Regions from separate parts of the Homo sapiens genome. Here region 2 is linked to region 1. A link is an interaction called in ENCODE POLR2A ChIA-PET data of the cell type or tissue named here. Cell type or tissue: MCF 10A. All regions are shown on one strand. Links, peaks and the distances in the headings refer to the core of each region. The heading gives the core; the rest is flanking DNA.

Evidence for each region. ChIA-PET counts read pairs that join two places held together with the same protein. Peaks named below come from ENCODE experiments on the same cell type or tissue, not always from the same donor. Only the 100,000 strongest peaks of a DNase experiment are listed, where the experiment ranks them.
Region 2: POLR2A ChIA-PET joins it to region 1 with 24 read pairs; 4 of 35 experiments call an interaction of 5 or more read pairs at or near these places.

Annotation. Positions count from the first base shown.
Region 1 is chr4:139,944,912-139,950,297 of GRCh38, forward strand. The region is part of intron 1 of MAML3 (mastermind like transcriptional coactivator 3); the gene reads right to left. Among named protein-coding and RNA genes, the nearest start is that of MAML3-AS1, 180 kb to the right of the region's middle. In MCF 10A, for the core only: no CTCF peak of the experiment used is centred there; a DNase peak (open chromatin) is centred at 2,130.
Region 2 is chr4:139,884,948-139,890,333 of GRCh38, forward strand. MAML3 (mastermind like transcriptional coactivator 3) reads right to left here. Exons shown (of 5, transcript NM_018717.5): 2 at 4,410-5,386. Among named protein-coding and RNA genes, the nearest start is that of MGST2, 220 kb to the left of the region's middle. RefSeq lists an enhancer at 3,100-3,239. In MCF 10A, for the core only: no CTCF peak of the experiment used is centred there; DNase peaks (open chromatin) are centred at 3,304, 3,584 and 4,464.

The DNA of each region.
Region 1 (5,386 bases), core at 161-5,160:
CTGGAAATACCATTTGACCCAGCCATCCCATTACTGGGTATATACCCAAATGACTATAAATCATGCTGCTATAAAGACACATGCACACGTATGTTTATTGCGGCATTATTCACAATAGCAAAGAGTTGGAACCAACCCAAATGTCCAACAATGAAAGACAACATTTTAAAAAGGAAAATTCCACCCCCTAACCCTCCAAGGCAGTTTCCAGGAAGTTCTGATATAAGGTCTGTTGACTCTCCCAGCCTTCCTTTTCTCCTTATTTACTTGGGCTATTAAGTAAAAATGAGCTTCTCTTCTTTTTTAAATAATAGGTTCTCAATTAAGACTGAATTATTCCAAAGCAAACAACTCTTCCTATTTCTGCAGATTCTTTGAATTATCATTTTATGTGCTTCTGATGAATTCAGATGTTTAAATGACTTCCAGCAACACACTGATATGACTGTCTAAAACTTTAAGAAACATTTTTTATTTTTATTTTTTTAAAAAAGATTTATCCTTATACCTGGAAGTTTCATATTTGGTATTAGGGAATGATTACTGCTGGATGCCAATACCTCTTTTCAAATAGCCAAACATTTATACTTAATATGAAAACCAAACCACAGACAAGCTGCCAGCATATTCCACAACACTGTATTCTTTCAGCTATAAAGTCAAAGGTTTAATTGCATGAAAATATTCAAATATTAATAAATCATGTTAACTTTAAACTAGGTTCACAAACTTTGTTTCACTGATTTTAAGCAGCCTGATATAGGATAGATATTTAATAAATTTGTCCAATGTGTATTTTTCCCATGAATAATAAAACCAAATTAAAATTTTATTTAAATTGTTGAAATGCTTAATTCCTCCAGATCATGATTTTGCCAATGCAGTTTCATCTACCTTTCCTTGTACATCATACGAAGGCATTTATTCAGGCAGTGGTTTTTAATAAGCCATTGTAGGAAACAAACAAAAAAAGGTGGAAGGTGTTGCCTGGGAACTAATAGCTGTAATAAGGAGCCAGTGGATTGCTCCTTAATAAGTGTATGCACTGCACACCTTCTCAGTCCTGATTAACTACATTCTATTTTAGCACCAGACATCTAATGAGAAAATGTTAAGTTTCCCCAAATGGTATGATGGTAGAATCAGAATGGAAAATACCAACAAACCTTGTGAACGCTATCGCCCCAAAATGTGAGCTTGTAAAAGAATTCATCTTAGTTCCACCTTGATTTCTTTTGCATTAATCATTCAAGATATGTAACATTGGAAAACTTACTGTGTGCAAGGTGTGATGAAATCTTATATTCAGAAGCTAAAGATAAAGATAATATATGCATCAGTTTCATAATAGCCGTTTTTGAAGGTGAGATGAAGTTTATTAATTATTTCCACAAACCATCTAGGGTGATTCTCTCAGATTCAGGGAATGTGGGCTTGAGCAAATTTTCATGGTTGATATGAAGGACTTACAGCTAGAACCAAATACTGTTCAGTCTGTATAACGAGCCTGACAATGTGAATAATCTCAGTGCAATAATTTTTTTTTTGTTAAGCACACAGGTATGTACAAACGCACAAAGGTAACTCCTGAATAGTCAATAAATAACTATACCAAACGTATAACTGCTAATTATGGGAATAATATAATGAATAATTACAGATTTTTTTCTAAATGCAAGTTTTCATGCCAGAAAAAAATTTTATCTCCAGAAGAATAATTTGTGCATTGCTTAAACAAAAATCAAAGTGAAATCCTTCCAAACAGCCCAGGTGACATCCTTGGTTTTATTCATGTAAATAATGATTATAAAATATAAAAGCTAAAACAGCTGAATAAAACATCCTTCCTGGCCTCAGGGAGGTCATCAGTTCATTGAGGGTCAAGAAATACTACACTTCTAAAACTACCTTATATCAACCCTTGATGTTTCAAAAGGAAAACAAAAATAGCACCCAAATTTCTCCAGGCAGAGTAAGCCACACACACACACACACACACACACACACACACACACTCTCTCTCTCTCTCTCTCTCTCTCTCTTTAGAAAAGCAAAGTTTGCAACATGCTATAATTAAGCTCACATCCTGACAGTAAAAACACAAAGTTTTATTCTAAATATAGAGGAAGAATCTCCACATTGCACAACCTTTCCAATTGTTGTTTTTTAACATTAGTCATTGATGTCAGTGTGTCCTTTGCATAAAAAAGTCCCTTTCTGAAAATACACATACAGTAGACATGAAAATTGTACTGCTTTCAATTTTTATTTAGGGTGGAGATTTTCTTAAAATCTTCGGTAGATTTTATCCTTGCCTTGTCCTTCCTGTAAGTCTAAATCACTATTTAAATGGCATTTTCCTTCTTGCTCTTAAAATAGCGAAGTGGTATTTGCTAAATGGACATGGATAGCTATTCACAGCCCAATTCCTAAGTCTTAGTCTTCTACACAGGCTGCCCTGATCGCCTCCAGAGATGAAACTTGTCCATGGAAGAGAAGCTATACACACATCTCTGCCACCAGGAACCTGGGAAAGTCTGGTTTCATGTAACACTAACAATGCTGCTACAAAAATTACAATTTTCTAGCATGGTGGATTGGACTCTGTCCTATTTATTAAAAGAACTGTAGACCTGAGGGCAGCTCAATCCACACCTTGCAAAGCACCCACATGTCCCTAGCAGAAAGGAGGGCTGATTTTAATTTATGGGGCTTAATTAACCTTTTAATTTAGGGGTTAGTGGTAAAGTGTATCTAGAATCTAGCTACCTGCTGTGATCCTGGAGCAAGTTAATCTCTCTATGCCTCAGTTTCGACAGCAGGATTCCGTCTCAAAAATCAAAACAAAACAAAACAATAACTAGTATTATTCTCAATTAGGATTTCTAGAACACTAAAAGCTACCACTTGCTGGGCATGGTGACTCACTCCTGTAATCCCAGCACTTTGGGATGCTGGGGTGGGCGGATCACCTGAGGTTGGGAGTTTGAGACCAGCCTGACCAACATGGAGAAACCCCGTCTCTACTAAAAATACAAAATTAGCCAGGTGTGGGGGCGCATGCCTGTAATCTCAGCTACTCGGGAGGCTGAGGCAGGAGAATCGCTTGAACCTGGGAGGGTAGGTTGCAGTGGGCCAAGATCACGCCATTGCACGCCAGTCTGGGCAACAAGAGCGAGACTCCATCTCAAAATAAATAAATAAATAAATAAATAAATAAATAAATAATAAAAACTACCACTCTACACTAAAAAGTCAAACGTGGAAATATACAAAACAAAAGTCTATGTGGAAAAACCCAACAATTTACAAAGGTAAATTAGATTTACAGGAAGCAAACACACTCCTGAGCACTTTTGCTTTATCCAAATACTTCATTTCACTGTTAAGAACAGTTGATGGGCCTTTAGGGAAAATATTTCAGCTTTCAAATAACTGCTTTGAAAAGGACTAAAAACTATATTTAACTGCCTCTTGGGCAATTAGACCATGGCCATTGCCACATCTGCTATTTTCTCATCAGGAAACTGCTTCCAAGACATTTAACATTCATAGGTGTATTAGCTCATTATTAATACTCTGGAAATTCTCCATGACACTATTAACTACAGTGCAGAATTTGATGTAAGGAGGCTCCATCTTGGTTTCAATTCATGTAAGAGGATTATGAACCGAATTCCCTAAAGGATGACACTAGAAATGGTCTCAAACATGGACTGAATTATAGCAAAGCTCCAAAGTGTAATCTATTTCTAAAAACTTGTCTTCAATCATCTCAACCCTTTTCTCATACTTTATCTCTATCTCTTCATATTATCCATCAGTAATTGTTAAAATAGCAAACACTTACATGACACTATGTATGGACACGTATATTAATACAATTAAACCTCACAAGATCCCTGTAAGGTAGAAACTATCATCCCCATTGTACGTGTGAGAAAACCGAGGCACAGGTAAGAGAGGTAATACACTAGTAGTGCCAGAGTTGGGATGTGAACACAGGCAGTCTCACTCCAGGGGTAAGCTCTTCCCTATGGCCATGCAGCCTCTACGCCTTATTGACATGCTTCTAAAATACAAAAGTGGTAGTAGAAATTTTTTTTTTCTTTTTTTGTTTTTTGAGACAGAGTCTTGCTCTGTTGCCAGGCTGGAGTGCAGTGGCGCGATCTCGGCTCACTGCAACCTCCGCCTCCTGGGTTCAAGAAATTCCCCTGCCTCAGCCTCCCTAGTAGCTGGGACTACAGGCACGCGGCACGACACCCAGCTAATTTTTTTGTATTTTCCTAGAGATGGGGTTTCACCATGTTGTCCAGGATGGTCTTGGTATCTTGACCTCGTGATCCGCCTGCCTTGGCCTCCCAAAGTGCTGGGATTACAGGCGTGAGCCACCACACCCGGCCAGTAGTAGAAATTAATTAGTCTCAGACTCTTATCATAAGATAGAAGCGGTATCAGGAATTGAACTCCCACTCTTTCAGTGCTCTGTGATAGCCCATGTACTATTCTTCTGACACCAAGATAAAAAAGACTATTTCCAATGAATGCCCATTAGATCAGAGATTATGCCACGTACAATCTGTCACAAAAAACCAGGAAGCATGTCACTGAAACAGTCTGGCTTGTAACATAACTTTTATTCTAAAGAAATACCCATCATTTGATACTATGGAAATCTGAATATTATGTTGTACTTTTAATTTACAAACACAAATTTAATTGACATGAAATTTATCAAGATATGAAACCTAAAAATATCAATGTTGTCTTAAATTCCTTTTGACAAGATTGTTAACTGCTTGACATTTTCATGCCTTTACTTTCCTTGAATTCCTCATGTGATGGTTCATTTTAGTTGTTAACTTGACTGGGCTATGATGTCCAGTTGTTTGGTCAAATACCAATATAGATGTTGCTAGGAAGGCTAGTTTTAGATGTGATTAACGTTGAAATTAGTAGACTCTGGGTAAAGCAGATTACTCTCTATAATGTAGGTGGGCCTCATCCAGTGAGTTGAACACCTGAAGAGCAAAGACAGGTTTCCCAAAGAAGCAGCATTCTGCCTTCGGACTGCAACACAGAAAACCTGCCTATGCTTCCAGCCTGCAGATTTTGGACTCAAGACTGCAATATTAACGATTTTTTTTTGGAGACAGTCTTGATCTGTTGCCCAGGCTGGAGTGCAGTGGTGTGATCTCAGCTCACTGCAACCTCCGCCTCCCAGGTTCAAGCAATTCTCCTGCCTCAGCTTCCTGAGTAGCTGGGATTACAGATGCACACCACCATGCCCGGCTAATTTTTTGTATTTTTAGTAGAGACGGGGTTTCACCATGCTGGCCAGGCTGGTCTCAAACTCCTGACCTCGTGATCTGCCTGCCTTGGTCTC
Region 2 (5,386 bases), core at 210-5,209, 60 kb before region 1:
CCTTGAGAAACAACAGGATTAGGACGGAAAAAAACCAGATGTGACCATAGTAAGTTCTATTTCATAACAAAAACACATATTTTAAAAATTGGAGAACATGTAGTGTATATTTCAAATAGTTACAAGTGAGGACTTGAAACGTTCCCATCACATAGAAATAATAAATACTCAGGCCGGGTGCGGTGGCTCACGCCTGTAATCCCAGCACTATGGGAAGCCAAGGCAGGAAGATCGCTTCAGTTCAGTGGTTGGACACTAGACTGGGCAACATAGTGAGACCTTGTCTCTACTGAAAATTAAAAAAAAAAAATTAGCCAGGTATGGTGGCACATGCCTGTAGTCCCAGCTGCTTGGGGTATGAGGTGGGAAGATGGCTTGAGTCCAGGAATTCAAAGCTGCAGTGAGCTATGATAGTGCCACTACACTCCAGTCTGGGCAACAAAGTGAGACTCTTTCTCAAAAAAAGAAAGAAAGAAAGAATAAATACAGTGATGGATGCCCTAAATACCCTGACTTGATCATTACATATTCTATGCCTGTAACAAAATATCACATGTACCCCATAAATATGTGTAAATATTATGTATTAATGTTTAAAAAGTGAAGCTGGTAAGAAGAAAATTAGAGACAATCTGGGAGGTTTAGTCCATGATGAATAGAAGTTCCAGAAGGTTTTAAAACAAAAAAAAAAGTAGGCCGGGCGCCGTGGCTCACACCTGTAATCCCAGTAATTTGGGAGGCTGAGGCGGGCGGATCACGAGGTCAGGAGATCGAGACCATCCTGGCTAACACGGTGAAACCCTGTCTCTACTAAACATACAAAAAAAAAAAAAAAATTAGCCAGGCGTGCCGGCAGGCGCCTGTAGTCCCAGCTACTCGGGAGGCTGAGGCAGGAGAATGGCGTGAACCCGGGAGGTGGAGTTTGCAGTGAGCAGAGATCGCGCCACTGCACTCCAGCCTGGGCGACAGGGCAAGACTCCGTCTCAAAAAAAAAAAAAAAAAAAAAAAAAGAAAGAGAAAAAAAGTAAAGGGAATAAAGAAATAATATAAGAACAAAGAAATAATATAAGAACATATCTCAGAGAAGATTCAAAAACTTTTAATGGTAAAAAATGTTATTGCTACTTTCACTGTCACTAATTTAGCTAAAATTTTCTAGGAATGAGAACATGGTAAAGGGATTAGGAGACAGAATGGAAAAGAAACTGAGTGTGGGAGGCAGGTTTTAGGACTACTCACTAAAGCAGGGATTCACAACTAATATATGTCAATGAATAGCAAATAATGATATTGTCTCAATCCAACTGGCAAATCAATTCAACTAAGAATTTTTTTAAAAAAAGAATTAACGAAGGGTAAACTTTTTTAAGTAGGGAGTTTCCCTTCCTTAAAAAAGTATTTTCCCAGAGGGTAGAATTAATACACATGTATGATAGAAAGTTTAGAAAATTCAGTTAAATATAAAGAGGAAAACAATAATCACTCATAATTTTTCCAGCCAGAAATAAATATCATTCCTAACATTTTAGGAATTCAGTATTTAGAATTCCTAAAATAACATTTTAGTTATTCAGTATTTTTCTACACATATTAAAAGTCACAATTTGGATTGTAACATATAATTGTTTTATGATCTATTTTATTCATATTATGAGCATTTCCATATGATTAGTCATTCATTTATATCATGAATGTCATGTACGTATTTATTTTTCCAAAATACTTATTTTTGGATCAAAGTTTTCACTATCATAAGTAACACCATGAGCATAATCTTTGTTCAACCATCTGATCAAAAAGAATAATATGTAAATTCTGAGAAATGCAATTACTAGATAAAACACATTCAAAATTTTGAAATATCTTTTGTTTCTATTTTTGTTTCCCTGTTTTTTGAAATATACAGGAAGTAAGCGCATTCCTATTCATTTCTGAGATGGCATTTTATACAAATGTTCCAAATAAGTAAACATCTGTAAAAGACAATTTTCTTGAAATAAACGTGCCTAAAAGGCTTTGCTGCTGAAGTCATTCATTAAAACGAAATGTTGATCATGGTCATTGTGATCAACAAAGAATAAAGTGAGTTTTCACTAGCAATAGCAGAAAACGAAACTGAACTAAACCTATGTATAATTATATTTTATATCGTACCTGTAATTCGTGCTCGTATTTGTGGAATGTACCCGCATATAATGTAATGAACTATTCTGAGAACTATGTAAATACTGCTTCACAATCAGATAAAAACAAGAAATAAATGATATGTTTGCAGAAAGACATTCACATGTTTATATATGTATTTTGAAGCTCGTTTCAAACAGTGGTGAGTTAATATTTCATTAAAAAGCACGCTTTTACCTGATGAGATTTTGTGAGGTTAAGAAGTGATTATTCTAATGAGGACTCACAAAAGAACATTCTGTCCACACTGAAAATACTTCGTGAGACGAGAGAAGAGAGGAGGAGCACACAGATTTAATCCAGAAAAACATCACTTTGCTTCTTCAGCTGACTGAGCTCTTTCAAAACATGACCTCTGCAGCTACCAGCTTCAGTGACACATAGTTAGGCAGGCATAAGGACCTCAAAGAAGTACCCTTAAAACTCATGTTCCCGCAAAGACAGGAACTTGTCCCAAGTTGGCACATTTTGAAAGACATTTAGTGGGGGTGAGGATAGGTGCATCATTGCACTCACATGTCTGCAGAGCCTGTGAACTGGAATTAATTATTCATCTTTGGTCTGGCTTGAAGGAAATACTCTACTGTAGCTAGTGTAAGAACAGCGAATGTAGAAGCACAATTTGTATTAACAACAGACCATTCTGACAGCTTGTGATCTCATAAACCTTCTGACACGCCTGGGCTACTACAAACATTCATGTATATTGCCTATATTTCTGCCTGCTTCAGAACTTAATCTGGAGTATATAAAATGCTGTTATCTCCCCAATGGTATATATTCTTAATGAAACTAAGATAATATATAGAAGTTCACATTTCAATGATATTTTTCTAGTAGCTACTGATTGCAGTCAATGTAAACCAAGTTATACTTTTATTTATCCAGACGGAATCTTTAGAGCCGGCTGGCATGTGCAGACAAGAAGCCACTGTGAGGTTTGGGGGTTGTAAGGCTGAGGACAAGAATGAAGCCACAGAGCTCAGGCCTGTCTCTGCAGGCCAGCACCACCTCCAGCCCTGCAGCTCCATCAAGCTTGGGGTTTCGGGGGTGGGGTGGGGCACTCCAGGAGCTACAAGATGCAAATAACCAAGTGAGGCAAGATCTGCCTGCGTTATTTCCCAGTGCTTCTAAAGTACTCAACTGTGGACACCTACCCAAGCACTAGTTAGAACCTGTTTAGACATGAGGGCCTCTAAAGCAAAGACTTTTCTGCAAATTCTCCAAGTAAAATGACCATGTCTGCATCCTGGAAGAATTGAGGCACAGCACAGCAACTGGCAGTAAGATGATCTCTCTTGAATTCATCCATGTAGGGCAGGGGGAGTCGCTTTAATGGGCATTTCCCCACTCTCTCCTTCAGGGTAGAACAAATGTTATATTAAAGGAGCTTTGGCTGTTTGCCACTGGTCAGGATGAAGAGACTGAAAAGCTTGTCAATGACTATTCACTTCCCGACTGGTTGCTGCTCATTTTTTACCATGCATACCAAGAGCCCAACCTCCCATGAAGGAGGACAGTGGGAAAGTAGAGACTTTAATACAGCACTAAGATATATTCACCATCACATTTTCCTGAAATAGAGCTGATTGTATCAGAGAGGTTTCATTGCACTCCCAAGTAAGAAGACTGAACCAGCTTCTAACTGTTGCTAGTCTAGCAGCAAGTGTTTAAACATTATAAGGTCCTACAAAAATCTACCCTCCACTTCACTTTGAAAATCCAGAAAGCTCTCCTATATTTGAATATCAACAAGCCAAATTTCCCATTATTCATAATTCAGTAGGACAGCTGAAGGCTGCTCAGGGCCTTATAAAACTGTTGTAGACAGCCCTGAATGTCCCCTGCTTCCCACCACCCAGAGCCTGGGATCATGCAAGCTGGGAGAGAAGCTACAGAGGTAGTGCCGTGTTTGGTGGAGTGACCTCTGCAGCCTCCCTCCCTCAGAGTGAGAATTTTATGTAATTCTTATCTGCAGTTGGGAATAAAAGAAGTTTGATTCCTAGACACTGAAATACACGAAAGTTTATCATGCCACCCTTTTCCATTTCTTAGGAGAAATGGAAAAAGAACACTCCAAACCTGGCCACTACCTGAGGATGTGTAAAGAGGTTTTCTGCAGGCAATTAGACCCCACTACAGTGGAAGCTTGTAGAACATCACACATCGACAGTCTGAAATGCACCACAAGAACTGCTCGAAGAGTGTGTCACTTTCACACTTACCTGACCGTGGGATGGAAGTGCAGCGTAAGCCATGGGCTGATTCATCACTCCTTTCTGCTTCATGAGAAGCAGGCGTTTCTGGTCTTCGCTCAGGTGTGCCCTGGGGGCCTGGAGCTGTGGAGGTGGCGGCTGCTGCTGCTGCTGCTGCTGCTGTTGCTGTTGCTGCTGCTGTTGCTGCTGCTGGATATACGGCATCAAGGGGTTTTTGTTGGGGTTGGCCACTGGTGGTGTCATCCTCTGACTCAGGTCTGCATTGAAGTGGGTCAGGGGTTTAGTGTTGCCATAAGTCAGAATATTGTGCTGTTTGTTTAAGGAGTTTGTACCCAAGTTATTTGGCTGCTGATTGATCATATTCATGTGATTCTGAGGGAGGTAGTTATTCATTGTTGTCTTCTGCAGGTTGTTTGCCATTGGAGGCACTATAGGGTTTTGGTTGTTAAAGGCTTGGGGGTACATCATTGGGCTATTTGGTTTTTCTGCAGTAAAAGCTGCTCCATATGGACTAGAGGGAGGTCCTAAGGGAGACCAATTTGAAGTCTGATTTGAGTGCTGTTGCTGCTGCTGCTGCTGCTGCTGCTGCTGCTGCTGCTGCTGCTGCTGCTGCTGCTGCTGTTGCTGTTGCTGTTTCTGCTGCATGAGTTTGGCCCTTTGTTGCTGCTGTGCAGCCATCTGTTTGAGCTGTTCTGCTGGAGACATGTCAGAGCTGGGCACAGCCACAGGCCCTGACGCTGAACCGGCCACTGTCACTGCTGCCGGATTCAGGAGATAACCATTTCCAGGCCGAGGTGGAGCTTGGCCTGGAGTGTGGGCTTGGTTTGGAGTTTGAGGGGACTGGACAGCACAGTTTGCTGGTGAGCTTGCAGGGTTTGGAGCTGCGGGAGTGCTGGCAACAGAAGGTAAACTAGTGGCCGTGGAGACAGTAGAAAAGGGAGGACCAGAAGAAGAAGGCCTCGCCTGGGGAGATCCCATGGAGACAT